2 separate regions of the Homo sapiens genome follow, and region 1 is linked to region 2. The links are chromatin contacts, found by Hi-C or POLR2A ChIA-PET in ENCODE. All regions are on one chromosome and are shown on one strand. The core of a region is the stretch at or near the end of the contact, and the rest is flanking DNA. Distances in the headings are between cores, read along the strand shown. Region 1 has its middle 100 kb from the start of PPP1CB-DT. Region 2 holds the start of SPDYA (speedy/RINGO cell cycle regulator family member A).

What was found. A loop is a pair of places that touch in the nucleus more often than their neighbours do. ChIA-PET counts read pairs that join two places held with the same protein, here RNA polymerase II (POLR2A). Pooled maps may share reads with other maps.
Region 1: a loop to region 2 is called in a pooled map, with 2.1 times the contacts of the local background. The contact joins the enhancer-like site here to the promoter of SPDYA in region 2. A Hi-C loop is called at or near these places in 3 of 50 pooled maps. POLR2A ChIA-PET finds 5 or more read pairs at or near these places in 2 of 52 experiments (Caco-2 and WTC11).

What each region holds. Positions count from the first base shown.
Region 1 is chr2:28,645,918-28,653,016 of GRCh38, forward strand. No RefSeq gene overlaps it. Among named protein-coding and RNA genes, the nearest start is that of PPP1CB-DT, 100 kb to the right of the region's middle. Within about 2 kb of position 3,699, at least 12 of the 41 ENCODE cell types and tissues checked have a DNase peak (open chromatin) inside an H3K27ac peak, as active enhancers do.
Region 2 is chr2:28,805,841-28,812,844 of GRCh38, forward strand. SPDYA (speedy/RINGO cell cycle regulator family member A) reads left to right here and starts at 4,994. Exons shown (of 8, transcript NM_182756.4): 1 at 4,994-5,107. RefSeq lists silencers at 4,595-4,744, 4,775-5,024.

The DNA of each region.
Region 1 (7,099 bases), core at 2,449-4,948, 160 kb before region 2:
TGCTTTCAACTGGTCTGAAAAACTCAACTATCTCTAGTTAATAATCTATGATTTTTTTTTTTTTTTTTTGAGATGGAGTCTCGCTCTGTAGCCCAGACTGGAGTGCAGTGGTACGATCTCGGCTCACCGCAACCTCTGCCTCCCGGGTTCAAGCGATTCTCCTGCCTCAGCCTCCTGAGTAGCTGGGATTACAGGCATGCGCCACCTTGCCCAGCTAATTTTTCTATTTTTAGTAGATACAGCGTTTTGCCATGTTGGCCAGGCTGGTCTCAAACTCCTCACCTCAGGTGATCCGCCCACCTTGGCCTTCCAAAGTGCTAGGATTACAGGGGTGATCCACCGTGCCCAGCAATAATCTATGATTTAAAACATTATGGGGACTAAGATTTCTTTTGCTAGTGTATGTGTGACATTATAGCACAAGCTTGTCCAACCCACAGCCCGCATGCGTCCCAGGATGGTTTTGAATGCCACCCAACACAAATTTGTAAATTTTCTTAAAACATTATGAGATTTGTGTGTGTGTGTGTGTGTGTGATTTTCTTTTTTAGCTCATCCCCTATCTTTAGTGTTAGTTAGTTTAGTGTTAGTGTATTTTATGTGTGGCCCAAGACAATTCTTCCAATGTGTCCCAGAAAAGCCAAAAGATTGAATACCCTTGTTCTAGCAGCTAATAAATCATTTAATTAGGAAAAACAATCCCTGTGAGAATCAAATGTAACAACTAGCAAGATTAGATCCACATATTTTATATAACAGCAGCACTGAAAAAAAGACTATGTATGTTTAGAAAGATAAAAGACAAAAGGAATTTAAAACATGAGGCAAGAACACCATGTTATTTTTTAAAAATAAAGGCAGATTTGTGAAAGAACTAAGAACCAGATAAAACTTCCAGAAATGAAATACATTGTTATTAGAGAAAAATAAACTTCAGTAAATGTGTTCAAATAGCAGGCTGGGCCCTTAGTGAACCAACATTTGTGTGTTTACTGTATACCCGGTACTGTTTTTAGCAGTAAGTCTGTATTTTTTATTAATTCTCACAATAGCCCCTTGAAGTAGGTGCTATTATAATCCTTACAGAGAAAATGAAGCATGTCCTGTATCTTTTCAGTCTTTTTGTAAGAATTAAATGAGATAAAAACAATACTCAAAAAATAGGTATTCAATAATTAGCTCTCTCTCTCTCTCTCCTTTCTATATCAGTATTAATTCCAATACAATATGATTCAGGGGCTTTGTAAAATAATCGCAATAATTAAAATATACTTGGCACCTTACAGTTTACAAAACATTTTAATATGTTCTCATTTGATCCATACCACAAACTTGTAAGATAAGCAAAGTACAGTACAGTGGTTCCCCCGCTTATTAGTGGGTGATACATTCTTTTGTTTTTTCTTTTTTGAGACAGAGTCTCGCTCTGTTGCCCAGGCTGGAGCGCAGTGGCACAATCTCAGTTCACTGTAGTCTCCACCTCCCAGGCTCAAGCGATCCTCCTGCCTCAGCCTCCCAAGGAGTTGAGACTACAGGCGCACACCACCACGCCTGGCTAATTTTTCTATTTTTTGTAGAGACAGGGTTTCAACATGCTGCCCAAGCTGGTTTTGAACTCCTGAGTTCAGGTGATCCACCAGCCTTCGCGTCCCAAAGTGCTGGGATTATAGGTGTAACAGGCCACCATGGCTGGCCTATTAGGGGATACATTCTAAGAATCCCGTGGCTCAGTGGATGCCTGAAACCATGGATAGTGGTGAACCCTATATATACTATGCTTTTTCCTATACATTCATACCTATGATAAGGTTTAATTTGTAACTTAAAGTGAGATGAACAACAATAAAAGAATTATGATATACAATAAAAATTATGTGAATGTGGTCTGTCTTGCCTACTCACCCTTCTTGTTTTGATGTTGGTGTGAGATGGTACCATGACTACGGGATGAGATGAAGTGAGGGGAATGAGGTTAGGCTACTATTGACTTTCTGACCTTGAGGAACTGAAACCACAGAAAGCAAAATCGTGGATAAGGAGGGGCGACTATATCATTAAGAAAATGTACCTCAAACTTAGAAATAAGTGACCACATGTCCTGTCAATGTTATTTAACAATATTCTAAGAAATATTTAGTTATCTAGACCGTACCTATGTTTGACTTTGTCATTTATTACTATTTAATTAGAGCTTAACGCTACGAAATTATGTTGACTTGTGGATTTCTGACCGGCAAAAAAGATAACCTCAAGGTTATGGTTTTATGCCCCTATAGCACATTATCCAGTTTTGTGTCTATTAGCAAAAGCATTTCAGCTTGCCAGGGCTTAGCAAAAGCATGACACTCAATTGTTCCACTACCACCACTCCCATCTTCGTGCAATGCTCAGAAGACACTGAACAAGTCACTCTAAGCTCAATCCACTGTTCTGGCAACTGGCACTGTGACATAGCAAGGGCCTGTCTGCTGTCTTGGAGAGGCCTAGAGTCTACTACTATTGGACCCTGGCTACGTCACCCAGCAAGAAGTATGCTGCTGTCAGAACAATTTCAAACAGTGCTCAGGGGAGTAGACACAGAAAAGGAAGTGAGGAGGATGAAAAGGAGAGGAAATTAAGGAATCCCCTAAATATTCCCATGTTTTAGTCATTTGAATTTTATTTTTATGATCAATTAAGATCTGAAATACAATCAACCTCAATGACTGAAGAATCCGCACTCCCCAGGGAGTAGGGGATAAGATGGGAGTGAGAAAAGGATTCTAATCCTGAGTAGTTAGGAATGACCCTATTTCTTCAACTGTAACAAAATGGGATAAAAGGCTGTCTGTGGATTAAATGAGAAAGTGTGTGAAAGGGTCTGGCATAGAGCAGGTGCTTGATAAGTGAAGCTGTGGTTATTCTCATTCCTCGTGTGCAAGCCTGGGCTGGAAGTGTGTCCATTAGACCTGCCAACCCCCGCCCCTCCCCACCATGCTCCACCACACATCACCCACCCTGGTTCTCCAGATATTTTCATCCAAAGCCTGGAAGAAAAGTATTGGCCTTATGCTACTGCCTACAGGGAGGTCCCTCTGTTGAGTGGAACAACTAAGGCTGCAACTGTGGATCCCACACTCCAGGGTGGGCACAGCACCCACACAGCCTGCCTTTGACTGCTCTTTTGAGCATTGTTAAAAATTCTATTCTGAGTTGTCTGTCTTCACTAATGTCCCAAAAAGCCAATGAAAGCACCTGATGGTACAGCCTCCAAGTGCGAGCATCTTGGGTGGGCCCTCAACTTCAGGAACATCTCAGCATCCAGGAAGACAGGAAGGGCAGGCTCCCAACCACCCCCCAAGCCCCAAATCACCCTGGGAGGCAAATGCCTTCTCTGCCACTTCTGCCAGGGGACTTTGTAACACAAATATTCAGTCTGGTCTGAGGTTAAATTCATTTCTAGACTTGATTTCAAACGTGGCAATGGGCCTGAGGTCTGCTACCAGCTGAAGCAAGTCCCCCAAGCCAGCCCCTGTCAGGACTACCCCATCCTGACCCAGACCGAGGACCGGTGGTGGAATTTGTGGGGTCTAGTGCGAAGTTAAAATATAGGGCCCCTTGTTGAAAAATGATTAATTTTAAGACAGCAACAGCAGAGCATTAAACCAAGCATGAGGCCCTTCTGAATATGAGTCCCTGTGTGACTCATGGGTCACACACCCACAACGCTGGCCCTGCCTAAACCCTTTGATTCTCTGTGCTCTTCAAAAGCTGGAGTGACAGGCCATGACAGCACCTCTGTCCTCTCTCTGTGGGCAGAAAAAGGGAGGAGGCCAAGAGGTCTCAACCACCTAGAGAGGAAGGTGGTATGGCCCCATGGCAGAGGCCAGGATGCCTGCAGGGCAACTTGGTTTTTTCCACTTGCTGGGAAAACTGCTCAGAGCATGTTTCCTGTGACCAGAGGATCGATGATAACGTCATTATATATGGAGGCTCAATTACGACCTTTCTTTTCCGGTTCTAATTCTGCAACTCATTTTACACAGCAGGGCACATGATCAGGATTCTCTTTGGGTCTGAAATCCCCTAGGGAGACAAACACAATTTCCCAAATTGTCCCCAGGGCAGCCTTCCTTCCAGAATGCACCACAGGTGCCTGTGAAATCAACCCCACTGGCATCCTAAGGCTGATTTCTACCTCACAAGGCTGGTGCGAGAATTTGGGGTGGTCATGAGTGTAGAGCCCAGAGCACTGCCTGACTCATAATCAGCCCTCAATAAGTTTAGATATTATTAGCGTTAGTCATACATGCCTCTTCCATTTTCATATTTTTGATTGCTTTTGTTGTTCTGCCAAATGATTTATTCAGTATTTCCCCCACCCCAAATTGATATTTCTGTTGTTCCTATGCCAGGAATACCTTTTCCCCTATACATCTCCATTCCTTCCGTCAGCCACTCAGCCAACACGGCTGAGCCTCCTGATGTGTCCCGTGCAGGCCATGAGGAAACCTGGATGAGGAAGGCACGGAACTGCCTCCAAGCTTTCACAGTCTGCTGCAGGGATCACCACTTTGACAATGTACCTGCACCCACAAAAAATATTAGCACATGCACATCAACATAGAGACTTATTTATAAGTTTTAGACACAGTTGTCCCTCCATACCCATGGGGATTCATTCTAGGATCCTCTGTGGGTACCAAAATTCACAGCTGCTCAAGTCCCTGATGTAAAATAGCATAGTATTTGCATATAACCTATGCACATCATCCTGTATACTTTTTTTTCTTTTTTGAGATGGAGTCTTCACTCTTGTCGCCTAGGCTAGAGTGCAATGGCACAACCTCAGCTCCCAGGTTCAACCAATTCTCCTGCCTCAGCCTCCTGAGTAGCTGGGATTTACTGGGATTACAGGCGCACAGCACCACACCTGGCTAATTTTTGTAGTTTTAGTAGAGATGGGTTTAACCATGTTGGCCAGGCTGGTCTCGAACTCCTGACCTCAAGTGAAACACCTGCCTCAGCCTCCCAAAGTGCTAGGATTACAGGTATGAGCCACTGCACCTGGCCTCCTATATACTTTAAATCACCTCTAGATTACTTATAATACCCAATACAATATGTTATGTAAATGTTGTTATACTGTATTGTTTAGAAAATAATGACAAGGAAAAAGTCTCTTCATGTTCAGTACAGACACAATTTCTTTTCCAAATATTTTCAATTCAAGACTGATTGAATCTACAGATGCAGAACCCATAAATATGGAGGGTTCACTGTATATAGGTATTACTACATACACATATAATTTACATACTATATAAATGACAAAACAGTCATCAATTAAAAATTTGTAAAGAACAAGATTAAGATGAAGTAAGCATTTTGCTCTTGCTAAAACAGTAATATGTTAAGGGCAAGTATTTTGACTGAATGTTTCACTATTTTTAAAATCTTGATTTAAAACATCGTTAGTTTTACTTGTAAGATTAGTTCTACTTGTGAGGTTCCTTACAAAGATGGGTAACTCCAAATGGAAGATGCCTCTTGTTGGTTGTATTAAATGAATAATGATTCTCATTCAACTATAGAAAGATTTCTGTTAAAATGTCACCAATAAACTACCCTTCTCCCTGATGTCAATCTTTTTTCCCCTCCGCCAAGACGGAGTCTTGCTCTGTCACCCAGGCTGGAGTGCAGTGGTGCAACCTCTGCTCACTGCAACCTCTGCCTCCTGGGTTCAAGCGATTCTCCTGCCTCAGCCTCCCAAGTACCTGGGATTACAGGCACACACCACCACACCCGGCTAATTTTTTGTATTTTTAGTAGTGACAAGGTGTCACCATACTAGCCAGGCTGGTCTCAAACTCCTGACCTCGTGATCCACCTGCCTCAGCCTCCCAAAGTGTTAGGATTACAGGCATGAGCCACCACGCCTGGCTTATGTCAATCATTTTTAAGGAGGATGGCAACATAATTGAAAGGTGTTCTTTTTATTTAATTTATTTTAATAGTTATATTTTGGGGGTGGGTTTTTTTTTATTTGTATTCTTTCTCTGGAAGAGAAGCTGTTCCATTTTTTGCAAATGAGTTCAAACCCCACTGATACTCTTGATTTTGAAATTTTTAGAGAGAGTTTAAAAAGTCTACTTCCAGACTTTTTTAATGTACATAGATACGAGACATGATATACTTGGAGCTCATTTTTAGCTATAGCATCACTTAATAGTGGCAACATTTCCAAACATTCATTTTCAAAAGTCAACTTTCCCCTGACCTTTTAAAGAAATTACCACGTCCCACACTGCATGTTTCTTTCAAAAAACAATTATTTCCTCTCCTTTTACTATGCAGTCAGTTTATTTTTTCTAAAACGTTAGGTAATATATTACTGACAACCAATTGTCATCACAGAACAGTTCAGCAAGTTTGAATAGTTGTCTATTGATTTAAAATGCAGAATTCACCTTCAAGCTTGACAGCTGTTAAGCACATTACCAACATACTTTTATGGTGACTCTCCATCTCATTACCAAACAAGAACTCTATACTTGTAAGTCTTGCATTTATAACAAATAGCACATTGATGGTATACTATCACAGATTGTGTACTTCTGGATTTGCTGCCACAAGTCACCAGGAAGTGATACAGTGAAAGAATTTCATTTATGGTACTATTGTATGTATTTTTACCCAGTAATCTTTTTATTCTAGTCAAAGCAGTAACTTATTAGTAAGGACACGTCCACGGTTCTTTCCAAAACATTATTTTTACTAAAGAAGTAATTTTCTGTTGAGAATATCTTCACTGGTACATTTTTCTTTCTATGGTACATATACACACACAGCAACTATGTATATTTCATAACTGAAACAATCTCATAAATAGGCTAAGACGTGTTTTTTTAAAAAATCTATATTGTACCCAGTTGCCCAAGTCTTCATAATTTGTTCTAACTCTTAGCAATGTTTTCTATCCATCTTCCAACTGTATGTGCAGAGAATTACCTATTCTTTTCGTTGTTGTGTGAGTTCCCTTGTTTTATTTTAGTCATTTATGGCACGTGGCTCTTTGCTAGTAAGAAACCAAAAAAAAAAAAGAGGCAGAAGAAAATCT
Region 2 (7,004 bases), core at 3,744-6,243:
TGTCAAAAATCTCTACTTGTATTACTGTTTTGACACCTTGACCTGAAGAAGTTAACCACAAATAATAAAATTCCAGTTTTTCTTTATCCTCATGTAACTGCTTTTGTCTCTTATGACAAGAATGCTGAAGTTTCAAGGAGAAAATTGATTTGAGTCTGTACTGCCAAAATAAATGGTTTGTCAAAACTCTGGCCCCTACTTTGTAAACTATTGGTAAGTTTAAGAAGTCAGCCAGGCACGGTGGCTCACGCCTGTAATCCCAGCAGTTTGGGAGGCCAAGGCTGGCAGGTCACTTGAGATCAGGAGTTCGAGACCAGCCTGGCCAACATGGGAAAACCCTGTCTCTACTAAAAGTACAAAAATTAGCCAGGCCTGGTGGCACACACCTGTAATCCCAGCTACTCGGGAGGCTGAGTTTCTTGAAGGAGCATTTTGCAGCTAGCACCTGACAGGCATAGTGGAGAAGTTGCCTGTTACTGAGAACAAACATCGCAAGATCCTCAGGATTACTTTCTTTCCTCCCCTTTCTATAGTCTCTATTCTGTTTTCTTGATCTTAATGTCACCTTTGTAGTGAGCCACCTCACATATTTTAGGAAAGTTGTATAATTTGTGTAATATTTTGTCTTTCAGAATTCATCCAGTAAGTATGAGCACTTAAAACTAGGAATCGAACTTGGAGAGGCTGTTGCCTCATCTAGCACAAGTATGTCATAGGCAGTATGGAGAAAGATCAACTATCTTTTCAGTAAGGAACAAAAAAGTCTGATACAGTGGAGAAAACTATTCTAGACAGAAATTTAATACAGTTATGTTGTTAGAATGATTGTTCTATTTCTTTTGTTGTTGCTTTTGTTTTGTTTTCTGAGACGGGGTCTTGCTCTGTCATCCAGGCTGGAGTGCAGTGGCGCCATCTTGGCTCACTGCAGCCTCCACCTCCTGGGTCCAAGCAGGTCTCCCACCTCAGCCTCTCGAGTAGCTGGGATAACAGGAGCGTGCCACTGCGCCCGGCTAATTTTTGCATTTTTAGTAGAGACGGGGTTTCACCTGATCTCAGGTGATCCACCCACTTCGGCCTCCCAAAGTGTGCTGAGATTACAGGCATGAGCCACCGTGCCCGGCCAATTGTTCTATTTTTGATACTTCTCAGAGCTTTTAATCTCTTTAACTTAAAAGAACAGTCACCCAGGCTGAATACGTGGTCTCAGTGCAGAATTACACGAAAGAAATTTGGCCCAATTTGTCTCAAAGACCCTTACAACTCCATCAAGTAAGAGAGGGAAGGGATATTGCATGAACATAGCAACTATCCCTGCTTTCAAGTGGTTTAGCAGGTTAGGTAGAACCATTTACTAGAAAAGGGTGCTGAAAAGAAAATCCAGAGCTGTCTTCTGTGTTAAGTCGGCTGGGCACGGTGGCTCATGCCTGTAATACCAGCACTTAGGGAGGCCGAGGCGGGCGGATCACAAGGTCAGGAGATGGAGACCATCCTGACTAACACGGTGAAACCTCGTTTCTACTAAAAATACAAAAAATTAGCCGGGTGTGGTGGCGGGCACCTGTAGTCCCAGCTACTCGGGAGGCTGAGGTAGAATGGCGTGAACCCGGGAGGCGGGGCTTGCAGTGAGCCGATATCGCGCCACTGCACTCCTGCCTGGGTGACAGAACGAGACTCCGTCTCAAAAAAAAAAAAAAAAAAAAATCATCTAGTCACAGAAAACCTGAAAATAAGTTGACAAGATGTAAACTAATGGGAACTCTTAAAATTGGTAACACTGCTTGGAAAATGAATTTAGCATTTATAACCTTTTAAAACTGAACATGTGCATGCCCTACAACCCATCAATTTCACTTTAAAGCATTTATGGAAAAAGTGCACCATGGTGCATTAACAAGCAAAGTAGTCAAAATACTTGATTTTAAGTCGTAGACATTCACCAATCAGACCACCAGTTAATCGGAACTTGAACCAGCTGTAAACAATATGGCCTTGCAGAGGCGTTCCCCATGGCATTCACAGTAGCAAAAGGATCCAAATGCCCAAAAAAATGACCCAAATGCCCATTGACAGGAGCATTGGTATATTATGGTATATTTCTAGAACAGAAAGCAACAATGAAAATGATTCACAGTGTTATGCATTAGCATGGCTAAATCTATGAGGAATACTGAGGTTGAATAGTTCACAAATAAAACTTGTGTTTTAGGATACGCAAAGAAAAGAGAATGGGAAACAGTCGCCTCCTGGGGATCATAATGGGAGAAGGAGGAGCATACAGAATCTCAACAGTATTGTTGATGTCCTGTCTCTTGGATGTTAGGTTCATGTGTTTTGGTAGGCGGTGGCTTCACAAGTTTTTATTATGTCTCAGCCTCCATATATGCTACATGTATTGTTTTGTACATTTTTAAAGTATGTATATGATCCGATTCATATATAATTGTATCTGTATACACAAACATTTTTATTTTAAAAAGCTGGTTAATAAGATTACATAAATGATAATTTCAGAAAATGCTACAGGAATTCAAGCATGGCACACAGCCTGCACTTACTAAGCACTCAAATGATGATGAGCTGATTAATTTAAGCTGGGTCTCAAAGGCTGGATACCAGACAGAAATTTTAAATGAGAGTGATGAAGAGAGCACACTACAGTAATATGCAAGGTCAAAGAAGTGGGAAAGTTCAAAACAAGTATGAGTGTTTCTCTCATTCTTACTGGATAATAGGAGATACATTTAGGAAAGGAGAGTTAGGAAATTAGAATGGGGACAACCTGGAGGCACTGCAGGACACAGTGCAGGAGATGATCAAGTTATGGACAATCAATGCTTTTTTAGTGGGGAAAAGCCATGCCTAGAGACAAAGGAATAAATTGTTCAGTTAAGTGTTTTGAGTTCTCATCCAATCCCAGGTCAAATGAAAAGAGGCAAGAAGGAAGCTAACAACACCTACTGTGGACCAGTGCACTGCTAGTTTGCTCGCTATCAAATTCGCCCCAGACGCTTTTACAGAGTAGGTGGTATCACCCTACTTTTACATTTAATGAGAGGTGCCAGGGTTAAATGATTTGACCACGTTCATACAGCTAGTAAAATGGTAGTACCTGAATTCAAACCAAGTGTATATGATTCTAAAGTATATTCACTTTTCTCCACACACCAACATAGTTTAAAAAACAAAACAAACTCAGGAATGAGAACACTCAAGAAGGCTTAGTTGGTAGTAACCCTTTACTTGAAGTCAAAACTTAAGCAATAAGCTGCTTCCCTGATAGCTTAATGAATATTTATGTGTATTTGCTGGCTTTTATATGCAAATTTTACATGTTTCCTTTGTAAAGATTTTGGGATCCTAAAGAACCTTCTCATAACTGTACTTTGTGCGTTATACAGCCACTTGCATTTCCTTCATGGCACAACTCACTGTGCCTTGTATTTTAGTTGTGTCCATATCTGTCTAGCTTGGAAGCTCTAGAAAGGTAAGGCCATGTTGTCTTCATCATTGTGGTACTTGCCATGCCTCTGTGTTTTTCATGTAGCGGACATTAATTGTTCAGTAAATATTTTATACTCGAGGCTGGAAATTAATCATCACAACACCGGTACCTTGCAAAAACAAGGGGAAGAGCAGAGAGAAGTCAGGAAGGATCCTTAGGGAAAAGCTAGAGGAATGAAGCTTGAAGCAGCCATTTTCCTCAAGATTTTCACAACCAGTTGATGCTTCTTGGCCCATTCTCCCATTTATAGGCCAGGGAGAAAGAGTCAAGGGCATGTGTAAGGAAAAATAAGTTCCCAGTTGGCCCCCTCCTCGTACTTGTAGGTGAATTTGTCATTATTGTGCTGTGTGTGGAAGCACAAGAAGGAAGGAATTAACTCGTTCTTCAGAACTGCTGATTGAGGAGCTATTTGCTGGAAGTACCACAAGTAGGCAGAGCCAGGTTGCCTTTTAAGAGTAATCATTGTATTAGCCAAAAAATCTGGAAGCAATCCAAATATTGAAATGACTTAAATGGTCCATCCACTCTGGAATATTATGCAGTCATTGAAAACGTTTCGAAAGACTAGCAACATGAAAAAAGCCGTGATATGGAGACCAAAAAAAAAAAAAAAAGATTTACACTGGGTGTGGTGGCTTAGGATTGTAATCCCAGTGGGAGGATTGCCTGAGTTCAGTTCAAGGCCAGCCTGGGCCACATAGGACTCTGCTCTACAAGGCATGTTTAAAAATTAGGCGGGCGTGGCGGCACCTGTGGTCCCAGCTACTTAGGAGGCTGAGGCGGGAGAACTGCTTGAACCCGGGAGGCAGAGGTATGCAGTGAGCCGAGATCGTGCCACTGCTCCAGCCTGGGCGACAGAGCGGGACTCAGTCTCAAAAAGAAAGAAAAAGCCGGTTATACCTTAGGAGGGACATAAGGAAAGGATGGGATCAAAAAGCTGTTTAGAATTCTTTTTATTTGTTCATTCAACATGCATGTATTAAGCACCCACGTAGTCAAAGGCTAGGACAAAGCCAAAAAGATTACTGCTGCAGATTCACAGTTACAATAGAATGGCCCCTTCTCACAAGAAGCCACCGTATTCACACGTTGTGCTTTTCTCAGTTCAAGCGGCCTCTTCCTTTTGAGTAACCAGGGTAACCACGCTGTGCCCGCGTGTGCCGGGCGGGGAGGGGAGGCCGCAGCCCCAGCCCCGGGGGCCTGGTTGTCTAATCGAAGGGAAGTAAACGGCCCCAACGCAAGCCTGACTGCGAGACGTGCCCAAGGGAGGTAGGTCGAATGAAGAGGGTTGTGTGAGTTTTGCGCGGGCAGGCGGGATAACGGAGGAGGGAGGCCCGCGGCCGAGGCTCGGGCGGGCGGGGGGCAGGGAGGGGCGGGGTTCGCCGGCGCGCACTCCCAGGCAGGCCCCGCCCCCTCGGCCGGCTGTGCGCGCTGATTGGCCCCTGCCGGCCTCGCGCTCCCTCGCTCCGGGTTGGCGGGAGACCTTAGAGCGGGTACCGCTGCTGGCTAGCGACCGACGAGCAACCGTCTGAGGCCAGGAGCGCTGCGACGGAGCCTTGACCGCCGTTGCCCGGCCCTCTCCCGCGCAGCCCCGGGCTTCCGCAGGTACCTGTGCTCGCCCCCGGGAAGGGGCCTCGCAGGCGAATCTCCAGTTTCGAGTGTGCCCGGTCCCTGGGTTCGCTCGCCGGCGACCCCACCGCCCGCCTTAGATGAGAAGGCAGCGCTCCAGCCTCGTCCTCACGCCGCCTCCCGTGGGCGCCCTCAGCTGCCTTCGCGGCGACGACACACGCGCTCCCCGCAGCGGGCTCTGGGCTGAGGGACCTGGCGAGGGAGGCAGTGGCCGCGCAGGTTGGGGCTTTGGCCGCCCTCCGCCCGGCGGCGTAGCGGGTGAAGGTTCCAGGGGAAGGACGGGCAGGGCCGATACCGGAGGCTGCTCCCGAAGCTCGGCCGTCTGCTCGGAGGGAGGGCCCTGGGCAGGCGCTCCCGTCTCCACGTGTGCCTGCCGCCTTTATTGTGGGAGGAATGGAGATTTGGGGGGTCTTTTTGATAAATCCTACCTCCTTATGTCCCATTAAACACCTCTTTTTGTCCCCAAGATCGTCTGCCCCAGAATTTTGAGATCTGAGCTGCTGTGTCTCAGTACCAGGCCCGTAGCTCATTTCTCAGAATTCACGAAGATTCTCTTACATGACATCCAGTAGGACTGGAGGGCCCCTAGCCTCAATCTTTTAAAAAGCCTTATGCCGAGTTGGGCGAATCCTTGAGGCCAGGATTCGAGAGCAGCCCACAGCGAAAACCCCGTCTCTACAAAAAAATAATGAAAAAAAAAATTAACCGGGCATGGTGGTGCGCACTTGTAATCCCAGCTACTTGGGAGGCTGAGGCGGGAGAATCGCTTGAACCCTGGAAGCGGAGGTTGCAGTGAGCTAAAACCCGTCTCTACAAAAAATAACTTAAAAAAAAAGTATCCTGGCATGGTGGCGGGCGCCTGTAATCCCAGCTCCTCGGGAGGCTGAGGCGGGAGAATCGCTTGAACCCGGGAGGCAGAGGTGGCAGTGATCCGAGATCGCCTTATAGCTGGGGTTAGCTGGTTTTGTTTTCTTGGCAAGGTGACGATAAGTAATACTGGAGTGCTTACTATGTGTCAAGTGTTTTACACATGATTTTATTTAATATTTAAAACTGATTTACTGGTTAAAGAATATGGGACTTTGATGTCAGTTCTGCATTCAAATTCTAGCTTTATCACTTACTATGAGCCTTTGGGAAATTTCTTAACTTCTTTAAGCCTCAAATTTCTTATCTAGAAAATAAGGATAAAATAATACCTACCACACAGAGATGTTTTGAGAATTAAATGAGATAATGCATGTAACACATTCATCAGTGTCTGGCACATATTCTCTGTGTGTGACTGCATTCATAAGGAAGTTAAGGCTTACTTGCCTGTCCTGACTGAGTTGCCAATGGATATTGCTATTAGGTTTTTCATATAGGCAAATGAATCCCCAGACAACTTCTGCTTGTTTCATATTATGGCTGGGAACCACCACCCTTTATATCACCCCCCAGAGAAGAGGTTATTTCAGATGCCTCTAGAATTTTTGTGATTTACTTACCAAAAAAAAAAGAAAGAAAGAAAGAAAGAAAATCCCAAACATCCTATTCAAGTATGAATCCTGGTATGATTTTTTTAATGTTCATGGAGTCCATATAAAAATTCACTGAAGGAGGCCGAGCATGGTGTCTCACGCCTGTAATCCCAGCGCTTTGGGAGGCCGAGGCGGGCCGATCACCTCAGGTCAGGAGTTGGAGACCAGCCTGGCCAACATGGCGAAACCCCATCTCTACTGAAAATACGAAAATTAGCGGGGCGTGGTGGCAGGCTCCTGTAATCCCAACTACTCAGGAGGCTGAGGCTGGAGAATCGCTTGAACCCAGGAGGCGGAGGTTGCAGTGAGCCGAGATCGAGCCATTGCACTCCAGCCTGGGCGACAAGAGC